Regions from separate parts of the Mus musculus genome. Here region 1 is linked to region 2. Evidence: chromatin contacts called from ENCODE Hi-C data. All regions are on one chromosome and are shown on one strand. The core of a region is the stretch at or near the end of the contact, and the rest is flanking DNA. Distances in the headings are between cores, read along the strand shown. Region 1 holds the start of Ebf2 (early B cell factor 2). Region 2 holds the start of Gata4 (GATA binding protein 4).

The links. Hi-C counts contacts between places; a loop is a spot of excess contacts on that map.
Region 1: a map of left cerebral cortex shows a loop between it and region 2 (14-fold over the local background). The contact joins the promoter of Ebf2 here to the promoter of Gata4 in region 2. A Hi-C loop is called at or near these places in 6 of 37 maps with a recorded cell type or tissue (ES-E14 and left cerebral cortex).

What each region holds. Positions count from the first base shown.
Region 1 is chr14:67,231,143-67,237,616 of GRCm38, forward strand. It overlaps Ebf2 (early B cell factor 2), which reads left to right and starts at 3,502. Exons shown (of 16, transcript NM_001360202.1): 1 at 3,502-4,123; 2 at 6,307-6,463. The coding sequence starts at 3,993. Gm20675 (a long non-coding RNA gene) reads right to left here and starts at 2,053. Exons shown (of 2, transcript XR_874748.1): 1 at 1,961-2,053; 2 at 1,274-1,605.
Region 2 is chr14:63,239,968-63,247,336 of GRCm38, forward strand. It overlaps Gata4 (GATA binding protein 4), which reads right to left and starts at 5,304. Exons shown (of 7, transcript NM_008092.4): 1 at 5,184-5,304; 2 at 569-1,678. The coding sequence starts at 1,181.

The DNA.
Region 1 (6,474 bases), core at 2,252-4,751, 4.0 Mb after region 2:
GTGGATTAAATACCCAGTAGGTCTCTGAGATAGAGCAAAGCCATTTGTTACTAGTTGGGCAAATAAAAGCCCGGTTTAAATAAAAACAAAAACTGGTAAATGAAAAATGCTTGTCCAAAGATAGCTTATGGAGACCAAACCTTTTAAATTTACAGGGCTCATACTAGCTGTCCCGGTATTCAGGAAGGGTCCAGGTCTGTGCTTTGGGATGCATAGAGGCAGACACACGAGAGAGAGAGAGAGAGAGAGAGAGAGAGAGAGAGAGAGAGAGAGAGTTAGTTGTGGGGTGAGGGATGTGTTATGACGCCTGGAGGGCATACCTCAAACCTCCGACTTTGAGAAGGGCCCCAGCGCACAGGATGTCAGGGCTGGTAAATTCTGGGCCAACCGGGCCTTAAAACCAATTTCGGCCTGAACATATTGTCTTAAGCTGCAGTACAACACGAACAAGGGGGAGGGGGAATTCAAACCTGGACTCTGGTATTTTAGAAGGGTGAACAAAAGCGGTGACAACGTATAAAATGAGATCCCAAACCACTTCCCCAGTTTGTGTAACTAGATGGTCGTGAAAAATAGTAATACTGTGAGTTCTGATTTTTTCTCGAGGATGGAACGCGAGACTCCCCAGTCCTTGGTGGAGGAAGCTTGAGGCTGCGAGTGGGGTTGGGTATGGGGGGGAGGGGGCGGACACCCAGCCGGGTCCCGGTCCTGGTCCCGGACCCGGCGGCATTTGTGTTTCAGGTTCCTAATGGAGGGTTATTCTCACGTAGCTGGAGGCGAAGGAGATGGAAGCAACCCTCTGGGCGCCACGATTGCGCGCCGCAGCCACCAGCACCGCTTCTTTAGCACGGGTGGTCAATTCTTCCGCCACCCCTCCCTAAGACCTTGACAAACATAATCAAAGCCAAGGCGGTTGGCAGAACCGCTCTCGGCGCGCACAAGCGTTACAGCTTAGGGCACAAGGCCGACTGCTCCTCTATACTCGGTCTGGAACTTCATTTATGCGTAAAAGGGACTTCTGGACTTTGGGCTCACCACCCTAGGAACCCCAAGTGGTCGGTCCGCAGTCTGTCCCCAGTGTTCAGAGGAGCCGCAGGGGAGGTGGGGTGGTTCCTCAGTGCAGACCACTAAGAGCCAAGCGTCCCACTGAGTTCTAGAGGTAAGGCACCCACACACTATCTTCCAGCAGGGCACCGCCACCCCTGAACTTGTCACTGGGAAGGAGGGAGGTGAGACGCCACTGACAGTATGCTTTGGAGAAGGCAGCAGGGAGCAAGGAGAAAGGAACAATTCATTCGCTTCCTGAGGGGTATAATTTGGGCGGCAGCTGTTACTGGTGAGAAAAGAGGCGTCAGCGACCTTGGCTCTGCCCTTTAACCTGGAGCCTCTGGGGGCCGGCGGGCCGGGCTAGGCCGGAGCCCGTTGCTGCCCCGCAGTCCCTCAGGCTCTCCGCATCTTTCGCGAACATTTTCGAGGTGGAGCTGATCAAAGTCTCCTTGGGGAGGTTAAAACAAAACTAAACAAAAGCCAGCCGTTTCATCCACACGTCGGAGGGCTCATTGGCTGGTCCACACTCTTCACCGAGGAACCTGAGGCCTTGCCCAGCTGGGAACATGGCCGGGACAAGAAAGAAGGACAAGAGATTAGTTAAATTCAGCAGACTTAAAAAAAACAAAAACAAAACAAAACTAAAACTAAAACCAAACCAAAACAAAAACGAGCAGGCCCAGCTCGAAGACTCTGGGTGGTTAGTTTTTCCTGGGGTCGCAATTATCCGTAAAGTCTTGTGTAACTGAACTGCGCAGCTGAAAGAGCAGAGGTGGATCTTATCTCGACCATTTTCTCCCCCACCCTCCCTCTTTTGTTGGATAACTGCCGAATGCAACTAGGCCTCTTATTTTCTTACACTCAACTGTACCTCAAGCCACCCTGCCTCCCCTTTAAGCCTGAAATTAAAGACCTGGAGTTAGGGTACACCATCAACGCGACTCCAGCCCCCCTCCCCAGTCTGTGCAAAGAGAGCCCCAGCCAGCTTTCAAGTCAGTCACTGCTGTAGAGAGAGACCAAGTCTTCCGGAGCACCATCCCGCCTGCGCAGTCTGTAGTCACAGTTTGCCCCTGAGGTGAAGTGACGTGCTCAGGTCCCCTTCAATGGAGACTCAAGCAGTCTCTGAAAGCGCAAGCTTCCTTTTCGCTCGCCGGGCAAACGTGCACCCCAGGCGCTGTGTCCTCTAGCGGCGAACTCTCGCAGCTCGTCTGTGAGCGCTCACCTACAGCTAGGGGGTCCGGTCAGGAGTCAATTGACACTCAAACCTGAGCCCTGAGCCGGGAGGAAAGACTCCCGACTGTAATGATGCTGAGAGGCTCGGGTGCAGTCGCTCGAACCGCGGCGCAGCTGATTGTCTGCTCCACGGCAGATGGTCTTTGAGCACAGATTTGCATTCATTGTCTTCAAATCTGTTTTCGCGCTGGCGTTCTAGATTTCAACAGCAGATCTACGCGCAGATCAGAATACAAAAAGAGAAGCAAGAAAATAACACCCAGCCAGGAGGATTTTTTTTTAATAGGCACCTCCAGCCGTCTAGGGTTTCAGCTATTTTGTGGAGCCTCGGCTTCCCGACCACCAACCTTCGCGACCACAGCGCTCGGCGGACAAAGTTTCCAGGACTTCTTCACAGACGCCTCGTGTCTCTAACGCAGGGTTCCCCGGCCTTCAGGGATTGGGGAGGGAGATTTTAAAAGGGGGGAGGATTCGAAACTTCATCCCGCAGTTCTCAGCCAGCCAAGCTGTCAGCAACCTCTCCTATCTGCAAAGGTGCGTACTCCCGCCCTCCCGGGGCTGTTTTCCTTAACTCCTTCACCATTTCCCTTCACAGTATATTTATTTAAACTGCACTTGAGCCTCATTCGTCCACACTCCGCTCTCTCCTTCCTTCATCTCGCCTCTCCTTCTAACACTTGTGGCCTTCGCACGAAATGATTGCTTCCCTGGAACTCTCTGAGACTTGGTAGACCGGTTCAGAAAGACGGATGCCCTGAGGGTAGTGTTTGCGAAAAGCATAAATACAGGTGGTCACAGGTCCAAACCCCGGGAATGAATCTGTAGGGTCTCCCGCAGGCGACAAAAAACCTGCATCTAGAGGCAAATCCGCGCTGGCTTCCTGCTCCCGCGATCGGAAAGAACCATCATGATCCTAACTCTCAGAGTCCTGCTACTCTGTTTTGGTGCAGGATTTGGGGACCCCCTTTCCCACTCAGGCCAAACACTCGGGACTCTGGTCGGGACTCGGTGCTTGTGGCTTGCTGTAGCCTTTCACCTCCCGGACTTCGGGCAAAGCAAAGCTTGGCTAACGCCGCGGGAGGACGTCCGCCCAGCTTGCCCAGAGCCGGCCAATCCCGGGCGTCCATGCAAATGAGGCTCCTTATCGGGCCTCGGCTCCGCCTCCCGCGGCCTGGGTTGTAGTAACCATTCATGGGGCCCGCGCGCTGCAGCAGCCCGGCTCTGCGGCGCTCTCAGCCACCGCCTCCTCCCCGCTCCGGGTCTTCCCCTTCCTCTTACAACTGATCCTGTTGGGGATTTTTTTTTTTTTTCCTATATCGGAACGGTGGGGAGGAGCAGGGAGGGGGGAACAAGGAGGAAGGGGAGAGATCAGGCAGCTATCTATCTCCTCCTGTTTTTCCCAGAACAGGTGATGCTTCCAAATTGTGGCCACTTTCTGGAGAACGTTCTGCAGCTGGAAGGATGCGGGCGACCTAGAGTGGAAGCCCCGAGGCGGCAGATCTGAAGCCACCGAGGATAAAAAACGCAAACTTTGCATTGTGCGTGGAGGAACGGGCTGGCTATTTCTTTCCAAGAGGGCCCCCAAACTTCGGCCCTTGCCGCCTTTCTCGGATTGCTTTTGGAGAACACCATTTGCTGGCAGCATTGGAGAGTGAGGACGGTGTTGTTGTAAAGTCACTTTTAAGGCGACAGTAGAGGACCAGACTTTTTAAATGTTTGGGATTCAAGATACGCTAGGAAGAGGACCAGCTCTGAAAGACAAGTCGCTGGGTGCCGAGATGGATTCGGTCAGGTCCTGGGTCCGGAATGTCGGCGTGGTGGACGCCAATGTCGCGGCTCAGAGGTAATGAGACTGGAGCCGTTGTGCTCTGAAAGTCTCTGGTTGTGTCTGTCTCCCCGAATATCTCTTCCCTTTGCTCCCTCTCTTTCTCTCTGTCCTTGTCTCTCCTCCCTGGCTGTGCGCACTGGGGCTCTCCCTGGGCGGGCAGGTCGCTGCGACTAGGGGAACCCTTTTCCCGCAGTCGACACTGTAGTTTCTGAACTACCGAGGTCACGGGTGTTTCTCCCCACAGTCCGTTCTTTGAGGACAAAAAAAATTTATTAAAAGTAGCGTTCAAGCTCACATCGTGGCGTTTACTCTTGGACTCTAGCGGAGTGGCGCGTGAAGATCCGAGCTGGCAGCCGGCGCAGCGGCAGAGCCGGCTTTCCGGTCACTCCTAGGTTCCCCCACGCTTCCTGCGAGCGCCTCTCCTCCAGCATCATTCAGGATGGCTTGGAGACTCGGGGAGCCCAGCGGCCAGATGGTGGCGGCGGCGAGAGGATCCGGAGAGGCCTGAGGGGCTGCAAGGAAAGCAAGGCGGCCGGGAGCTCTAGGAAAGGGGACATGCAAGCGAGTCCTGGGTGAGGGAGAGTGGGACAGACAAACCGAAGAGGCCGAGGATGGACCGAAGCACAGGAGTAGTCGGGGAAGAGGAGAAAATGGAGCCGCAGAGAAGAGCACCCTCCAGTTTTGCGGGTTCCTCAAGTTGATTTTGTTTCCAAATCTTCGCGTTTACGGATGGTTAAAATTTGTCTAGGGTTCCATCCCACGAAGACATTCCAGTCCCGCTTCTCACTGTCGCTACTGAACTGAGATTCATGGCCCTCGTGTCCAGACTACAAGAGCCAGCTCCTTTACCCTCTCCAGACACCCACAAATTTCTTCCAGGACTCTCGACTCTTCCTCTGCGCTCTGCGTTCTGCGCCAACCTCCTTAAATCTCCGGACTTCACGTTGAGAAATGACCCCTTTTGCAGATAGGCCACATCTCCAGGTGTCCCGGGTAGAGCGAACTGGCTGCCACCCTTCAAGGAGTGGCAGCAAAGGCCGCAAGCCGGATGCCTGAAGTGGCAGCTGCGGTACCCGATTGCCACTCCTCCGAAGCCGAATGCTCAGTTGTCCCCGAAGCAGATGGTACTTCGCAGAGGCCTTGGCTCTCGAAAGCGGTCTAGGGGTTCGCTCCGGCGGTGACAAGCCGAGGGAACCAAGACAGTTCCGCAGATCCGCTCCTTAGCGGGGGCTTAATAACATTTCCCTCCAGTCTTCCCGTCCGAAATAAAATGTACTTTATTAAAGTTCGAAACAGCAGTCTGTGGTGGTCTAGCGAAAATTATACACTTTCAAAAAAGTGACTGAGACCATGCCCAGCACAAGAATCCAGAAGACCTCAGGGCCACCAGGCTGCCCTCACCATCTGTCAATTCGCCGGCTCCACAAGGTTTTCAGTCAAATGTGGCACTATCAGAGACAGGCATATAGGGAGGTCCTGTGGACGCATCCAAGGCTCTGGCAAGCTCTGGGTCCAGCTATACAGAGTCAGGGAATTTGAGAAAACACTCGAGCGCGGATCGCCCGAGTCTCTGGCCGGGGCGCTGCTGTCTCTTAACATTCTGGCTTCTTCTGGCTTTGACACGTGGAGCGGTTCTTGGGGGCGAAGGTCCTCAGCAGTGAGTCCTCAACCCTGGCCCGTTATCCCCAGCAATGACTGTAGGGGATTTTGCAGTGACACTGTCCTGGATGCAAATTTCGGTAGAGTAAGGCAAACCTTGAGGACAGAGGCTTGGACTCCACAGGCTTCCTATCCTGTAGTCTGTGATCCAAAAATTCACTAGCCAGGAGTTAAAAGGGGTCACTTGTTCAAATGCAAAAGAACCCTATCCCCTTACATCTGAGTCACAGCTTTGAGTTTTGCGGGCAGGCACCTGGGGTTTAGCAGCGCTTCTTAAGACTTCGCCGGCAGCCCTGGTCTTTCTATTCTACTAAAAGCCGTCTGGTGACAGGATTCTGGGTGGCTGTATAACGGGGTGGCGGAAGCAAGGTGCCTATTGCAACCCCTCTGAGAGAGTGTGGAAAAGACCCAGAAGGTTTCTGGTCTTGAGTCCCTTGGCCCTTCTGCAATGTGTTTGGGCATGTTAGTCACTGCCTAACACCCAGTCTTTCTGTCTTTCCCCCTTGTCCTGTTTCTCTCTCCCAACACTTCCTGTGCAGCGGAGTTGCTCTGTCCCGGGCCCATTTTGAAAAGCAACCTCCTTCAAACTTGAGGAAATCCAACTTCTTTCATTTTGTCCTGGCGCTCTACGACAGGCAGGGACAGCCGGTGGAGATTGAGCGCACAGCCTTCGTGGACTTTGTGGAGAATGACAAAGTAAGCGGACC
Region 2 (7,369 bases), core at 4,054-6,553:
TTAATCCAGGCACTAGAAAAAACCCCCTCTGCACTGTCCCCAGACACTGACCTAAAGTATCTGACAAGGGAGTGGCTCCATGAGACCCCAGAGTGTGCCTGAGGACTCAAGCAGGGCTAGGCTCCAGTTTAACCCACCTCTGGCGGTCTCCTTTGCTGATCTCCTCATTTATTTCCGGCGTGAAAACCCCCTACAGGAAAGTCATCTGCAACCCTGGGGGATCCTCTAACCTAGTTGCCAAATGGCGCAGGTCTCAAGTTTGTTGAGGTCTCAGAGGAAGGGATGGAGGAAGTAAGGGCTGAATCCCAGATATCACATCCAGACTGTTCCAGCTGACCCTAGAGAACCCAACACCTCCCACTGCCACCAGTAGGCTACCCAGACATTGCTGGATCCTGGTGACCAGGCTACTCATCATCACTGTGGCCCACCACCACCACCACCTGGAGTCTCTGACTTCTGGGCTGCCTTCCTGGGAGGCTCCTTGCATCAAGGATGTTCCTCAACCCCAACAGAGTTGGGAAACTTGAATGTCCCAGACTGGGCTCAAGGCCCTAAGGTAACTCACCGAGATTGGGGTGTCTTCCAGGGTTGGCCCGTCCAGGCAGGCTGTGCAGGACTGGGCTGTCGAAGGGGCCGGCAGAGGCGGCAGCGGCTGCGGCCCAGGATGCTCCCACGTCGGCCATGTAGGCTGGGTAGGGGCTGGAGTAGGAGCCGGCGAAGCCCGGACGCCCGTACTGCTCTCGGCCAGCCAGACCAGCGCCCGCCGCCCCGCCGCCACTGCCGTAGGCTGCAGCTTCCCGGGCTGCGGCAGCGGCGGCAGCGGCCGCCAGGGACCCAGTAGTCCCCGGGAAAGAGAAGCGCGGGGACACGGGCGGCGGGGTGTAGGCGGCTCCCTCGGCTCCAGCTTGGCTCCAGCCAGGGCTACCCTGCTGGGTCCCAGGCCCTGCACCCGACGGGCCGGCCCCGGAGCTGCCACCCGAGGTGGTTCCAGCTGCAGCGGCACTGCCACCGCCCTGCAGGTAGGACAGGCCCAGCACAGAGGACGGCACCCGCGGAGTGGGCACGTAGACGGGCGAGGACGCGGCGCCCGCGCTGTGCATGAAGGCGCCAGGGCCACCTGCTTCGTAGGCGCCGGGCGGGGGGCCGTGGTTGGCGGCCATGGCCAGGCTTTGGTACATCGCCCCAAGCTCTGAGCACGAGGCAGACAAGAACTAGAATGCGGGTGTGCGGAACTGTCACCAAAAATCAAAACAAAACAAAACAAAACAAAAACCCAAAAACTAACCCCCCCCCCAAAAAAAAAACAACCGGAGATCAAAAAACGAGGAGAGGCCCAACTCGCTCAAAATATATACGAATTAAATCCAGCATCAAAGCAGAAACCTCTAGGCTCTGGTTTGCTCAGGAAAAAGAAAATCCCAAATTGGATTTGCGGTTGCTCCAGAAATCGTGCGGGAGGGCGGACTCTATTCCAGGGCCCAGAGGCTGGAGGTGCCCAGACGCAGTCCAGGCTGGTCTCGAACACCCTGAGCAGGCCTTCGGATCACCCACCGGCTAAAGAAGCCTAGTCCTTGCTTTCTGCCTGCTACACACCCAGGCGCAGCTGCTAGCTCCAGAGCGGCTCCAGCGAAGAATGACAAAGAGGGCCCGGTCCCTTCGAAGCGAAGCGGCAGTCCTGAAGGAGAAAAGGCAACAAATGTGAGAGAACCTCACCACACGGTTTTTCAGAACCATGTTCCTGTTTTCCAAGATTTCTTCCACACAGCAAATGAAACCACCCTTCTCTTGCCTGGGTTCAACGGACGCCCAGTACAGCCGAAAGTAGCGGCCTTTGTTTGGTCGTTTGGTCCCGGAGGGAGACCTAAGTCTCCAGCATGAAGTTCTTGGTTGAGCTCTGGGCCAATTATTTTGATATTGCTTATCAGAAAGTACTTTAATTTTAATTTTAATTCTTCACCTTTTTTCTTTCTTTCTTTCCTTCCTTTTTTTTCTTTTTTCTTTCTTTTTCTTTTCTTTTTTCCCTGAGTATTCTGTAAACACAGGGTTTTGAGCTCTGAAGAATGGTAAGGACTCAAAAGATCTATCTTTTTTTTTTTTAAGTTTTAATTGTTTCCCCTCTTCTCTTCAAACATTTTCTTGACCAAACAAGAACTGTAGTTTGGGCGGAGGTGATAACAAACTTTATAAAAAAAAAACCAGCAACCCGTGAAAGTTTTGTTTGTAATCTAAAAAACAAAAAAGCCAAACAAACAAAGAAGAAGAGAAAAAAAAAAAAAACCAAAAACCGAACGCCTAGAGGTAGAATCTAAATGTTTATAAATGAGCAAGTGTTGGTGAAACCATAAAAAGGATTGTGAAACTCCTTAATCGTACTGTGCATCATGTGGGTGTCAAATCAGACAAGTCACACGTTTCTGCAAATAGTTACATTTTAAACACTTTGCAGACTATATATGGGGACCAGAAAAGCAGGCGGGTTGAAAAAGGCCACTTTACAGAACTCTGGGAAGTGCTCCCTACATGACTTTTTCTTGTGGAACTGAAGATCCACCCAAACCAGAATTGATTCTTGATGCTTAACAGCATCCTTCCTGGCATCCTGGGTTTTGTCATTACCAGAGACTATGGTGTGTGTGTGTGTGGGGGGGGGTGTCCCTCTATTTTCCTAACACACCTGTTAATTCCAATCCTTCCTCTCTGAACCTCTATTAAGTAAAGGTGTCTACATTCATTGTTTCACTGAAGACAAGACTGCAGTATAGGTGAAACTTGTTGAAGATCAACGGACACTTGAAGTGGGGCACTGGAGGACTTTGAGTATTTGCAATTCCCCTTGAGAAGAGGCAGCTACTTTTGATTGGTTTCTATTTTAGTCAGTGATGCATCTGCAGTAATATTAAATGAACTAGATACAAACCCTGGGGCCTGTCCCCTTCCTGAATAAATAACTTTCGACACTTCAGTCCCTCATCTGTAAAGTGCAAATATTATAGGTGTCTTACAGTCATTGGAGGATTATGGCTGTATTATAATGCAATACACACAAAACATTCATGACCAGATCTTAGAAGCCTTAGGCACACACATGATTCAACAGCCATGAATGCAGATCTCCAGGTTACACCACAAGAGAGTACCTGGGATGTAATTTATACTTACGATAAATCATCATCTTTATTACTGTAAAATTCTGGAATTGGGCATTTAGTATATGCACTAATGTTTCCCCCATCTTTGCATCATCTCTAGCAACAAGGAAATCATGACAAAGTGTGCGGTCACACGGTGACTGATAAATTGTTTTATATTTACTTCTTCAAAATGTGCAATAAACTACCAGCTTGGTGGTTGAATATTTCCTTCTAGCAATACAATAAACTGTCGGCTTAGTGGTTGGACATTTCCTCCTAGCAAATTTGGCTGGAGGATGGATACAAGAAACTTGACCTAAGATCACCAACTTTTCCCTTTAAAAAGAAAGGCATAAAGTTTTAAACTTTCTGGAAATCTCTGGACTCCGATAAGCAACTATGCAGATTTACATTGATTAAAAAAAAAATCCACCATTCAATTTTTAAGTCAAGTAGTTGTCCTAATTAATTACACTTTCTATAATGTCAACTCAGGAAGTTATTTTTTTAAGGTAATACACGTTTTCTTTTCTTGACTAACAGCAGTTAAAAGAAGAGATTTAGAATTCTGTAATCTAACTTACAGTATACGTGTGGTGTTAATGTGCAAGCCTGAAAAACTGCAAGCACTAAATCCGTTTGGGATCGCAGGCTTGTGGGCAGAAGCTCTCTGAAGTTTCAAATGAGTGATGCTTTAACCTGATGTTGAATTTCTAGAACAATAGAAGGTGGAGAAGATATCCCTCTTTTCTGGAAAGGCCAGAAACCATTCTCCTGGGTGGATTCTTGCCTATCTATGATCTGGGGCCCAGTAACCTCCATCTTTTCACTTAAGTCTAGTCCGGCCTGGCCTAGACTTTTCTCTCTCTTTCAAATCACCCTACAACGTTCATCCCAAGTTCCCCAACAGAAAGAAAATTATTTCTCTTTTCAGGATTTAGTCCACAGCTTTTCTGGAACCTGTTTTTGAGAGTCAGAAAATACACCGCGCTGGAATGTGTCTTTTTACAGGTCTTTCCTTTAGGCTCCCGCGGGTCTCTCCGGTCCCCGCCACACTGAGAATGGTCACTAACCAACTTATACACTAACCCTCCGTAATCTCCCCAGGTAACCTTTCTTTCTTCTAATGTCCGAAGCGTCCTTCCTGGCTGCCTTCCTTTTCCAAAGGTACAGGAAATAAATTCCCGAGGTGCTTCCCAGCAGCGCGGCCTTATTTCCCCGGATCCTTTACTGCCTCGGGTCCCTCACTATCCTCTTCCTTTCAACCGAAAAGCCCCTCTTTCCTTCCACCTGGTGAAAGTTCATCACCCAGACATCTCTTCCCCAAGAGTAACAACTGCCAACTCTCCCGGGTCACATCCAAGCGATAGAATACGTGAATCAGGGGAGCTTGAGCCGACTACCCAAGACTATCCCTGATTTCCGCCGGGGTTTTGGCCCTGGGTCGCTTTCTCCCCGAAAGCGGTGTATGTGGGTAGTATTCAGCAGTGCATAACACACACAATTCCTGAGCCCTAGAGGAGTTTGAGGAGGTTGGACAGAAAGCAGAAGAGATCCGCAAGTTTCCGAGCCTATCTCCAAGGGCCTCCAGCCCTCCCCCAGGTCCCAGGGCTGCCTGCCACTGCCACTCTGCACTCCCTGCGTGGCAGGCTGGAGACACTATCCTATCTGCACCCCAAAGTGTGGGCTATGCGGCCTGTCCAGGGTCAGTCGGTCAGAGAGATTACACGGGCCCTGGCCAGTGGGATGGAAGGCAGAGTTGGAGAATCTGCAAACAGGACGGATTAAAAGGATTCATGTTCCCTCCCAAACAATCCAAACGCACCTCTCCAGCACCCATCAGTTTTTGCTGCTAATCAGTCTCACTTGATTTAATAGTCCTCGCTAGGCCAAAGTCAAAAGCGGAGCAGTTTTTAGCCAATCTGGGGGCACTGGAGTGACCGGCGTCTCCTTTCCCAGCTACCTACCTCCCTATTCCAGGCAAACTAGGGCGGCGGACTTGTGAGTTTCTCCTGCCCCGGAAAAGAGCAGGGACTCGGGGAACCCTACCTGGCCAGCTCCAGTTTCCCAGAAAACCGGCGCGATCTCCGTGAGTCCGCGGAGCTGCAACTGCGGCTGAGCCTCGGGCGGCCACTCTGCGGGCCTCCGGCTTGTCCCCTGCTCCCGGCGCGGTTCCCCGGGCCCCCGCGTAGCGATCGCCTGCGCTGACTGGCCTAAGGGAGTCACGTGCAAGGGCGGGGGCGGGGGAGCCCGGACCCGGCAGCACCTCCGCCCGGCGCCCGCCCGCAGGACTCTTCCCAAAGCTCCCCCAACAGGCAAAGTCCATGCGCGCGGAACTCTCGGGGAAGGAAAGCACTCAGTGCCGGGCGCTCCGTTCTGCCCTCAGTGCAGCCCGACGTCCTTGCGGTTTGCTGCTCTGCCAAGGATCGTGTTTATTCTCCTTCTCTTTCCTCCCTACTCTCAGTGGTCCACGTCCAGCGCCCTGTTCAAGGGGCGGGGCTGGTAGAGGAGAAGGTGACCTCGCACACTGGGCTCATGGTCGCCGGTGGGGCACTGGGTCACCCGGGATGCCTTGCTAGCCTCAGATCTACGGGGCCCTTGAAGTGAGCTCGGGAGAGGGTCAGGAGGCACTAAAACCTGAACTGGCCCTTAAGGTCAGTGCCTAGAGACGCAAGCGCTCTTTTCTCCTTCCCACGAGCCGGTGGAGACTGCAAGGCGCCGAGAACCTCCACCAGCCCAGGAGTTTATGTATTTATACAAAACGCGCACCCCTCGCCGCCGACACTTCTTCCCACTCCTGCGGTCTCCCGTCCCTTCTCATCACTCCCTGTAGCCCTCACCGACTGGGGTCCAATCAAAAGGATGAAGTGGGGGTGGGGAGCCTGGTCTCTAACCTTAGAGCCCATTCAAGGACTGTAGTTCCTTCCCTAGGGTGGGGGTAGGGAGGGTGCCAGACCTTAGTTTGGAGTCGGCGTCAGTGCCTGTAGGCCCTGGCGCAGTGGAGCTGTGAGGGGAGAGTCCCTCAGACAGGTCTAAAGGTTAATAGAGCAATCACAGGGCCCTATTACCGCGTAAAAATAACCCATCGATTACCACAGCCTTCAGCTGCAGATAACAGCTCTCTGGTGGCTCTCGCGCTTTGGGCTAAACTTTTTTTTTTCTTCTTTTAAGCCCTCATTTCTCTCCCCGGCACCGGTTTCCAATACAAGATTAGAGGGGTCAGGAGAGGGCTGGAATACCACCTGGTAAGAACCCTGTGCAGCCCGAGAAGGCTCGGGATGGCACCGGCTCCCGCAGTTCGAGGACTGACTGCAGATTGCTATTGCTATTGCCCCGCCAGTGCAAAAGCAACCCAGGCGCTAGGAACAGGCTGGGACGCCGAGCCAATTGAAAGGGAAAACCCGTGGGACTTTGGCCAACCCGTGGGGATCTCAGGAAAATCCCAGAGGAAGGACTGAGCACGGCTGCGCCGGGGGAATTCTCTTTTCCAAACCGAAGGGGCCCGAGGTCCAGAGCGGCTCTAGAGGAGAGAAAACTGAGGCCCGTCAGGGGTGCTGAGCTGCCCGCACTCTGGCTTGATTTACCGAAGTAGCCCCGGGTGCCGCCAGTTTGAGCCCTTGGGCGCCCCGGAAGCTGGGGCCCCATGATTAGGGTCCCTTCTCCAGCCCCCCCCCCCAATCCTAAACAATGCCAGTCAGAATCAGGGCCTGCAGGTTCGAGATCTGGTAAAGTTTTAGGGATGGTATTCTGAGGATTTCAGAGGCCATCGCTGAGCATCAAGGAACCCTCCCACAACATCTCCTCTGAGACTCTCGGATGAATGCAGAGAATGGCGTGGCCCTTGCTTTATTTTACAAGAAACCCTCAACTACCTGGTGAGCAGAAGAGAAACGAAGCCAAAGGCCCACAGCCCAAGCCAACGAGGCGTGTCTGTCTCTCTGTCTCTCTCTCTCCTCTCCCCCTTTCTCTCCCTCTATCCCTCCCTCTCCCTCTCTCTCCCTCCCTTCCTCCTCCCCCTCCCCCCCCCCTCTCTCTTTCTCTGACTTGTGTGCCTTAGATCTCAGATTTGCCTCACTGTAGTGTCCCTCATAGACCAAAATGCGCTAAGCTCCGGGGCCAAACCTAGCGTTCCTGGTTTTGTTACCCATGAAGTCTGAAGCTCGGGGCTTAAGTGTCTGGGGGAACAGCCATGTGTGATACGCCTCTGTGTCGCCAAGGTCTCCAACAGCTGCCAG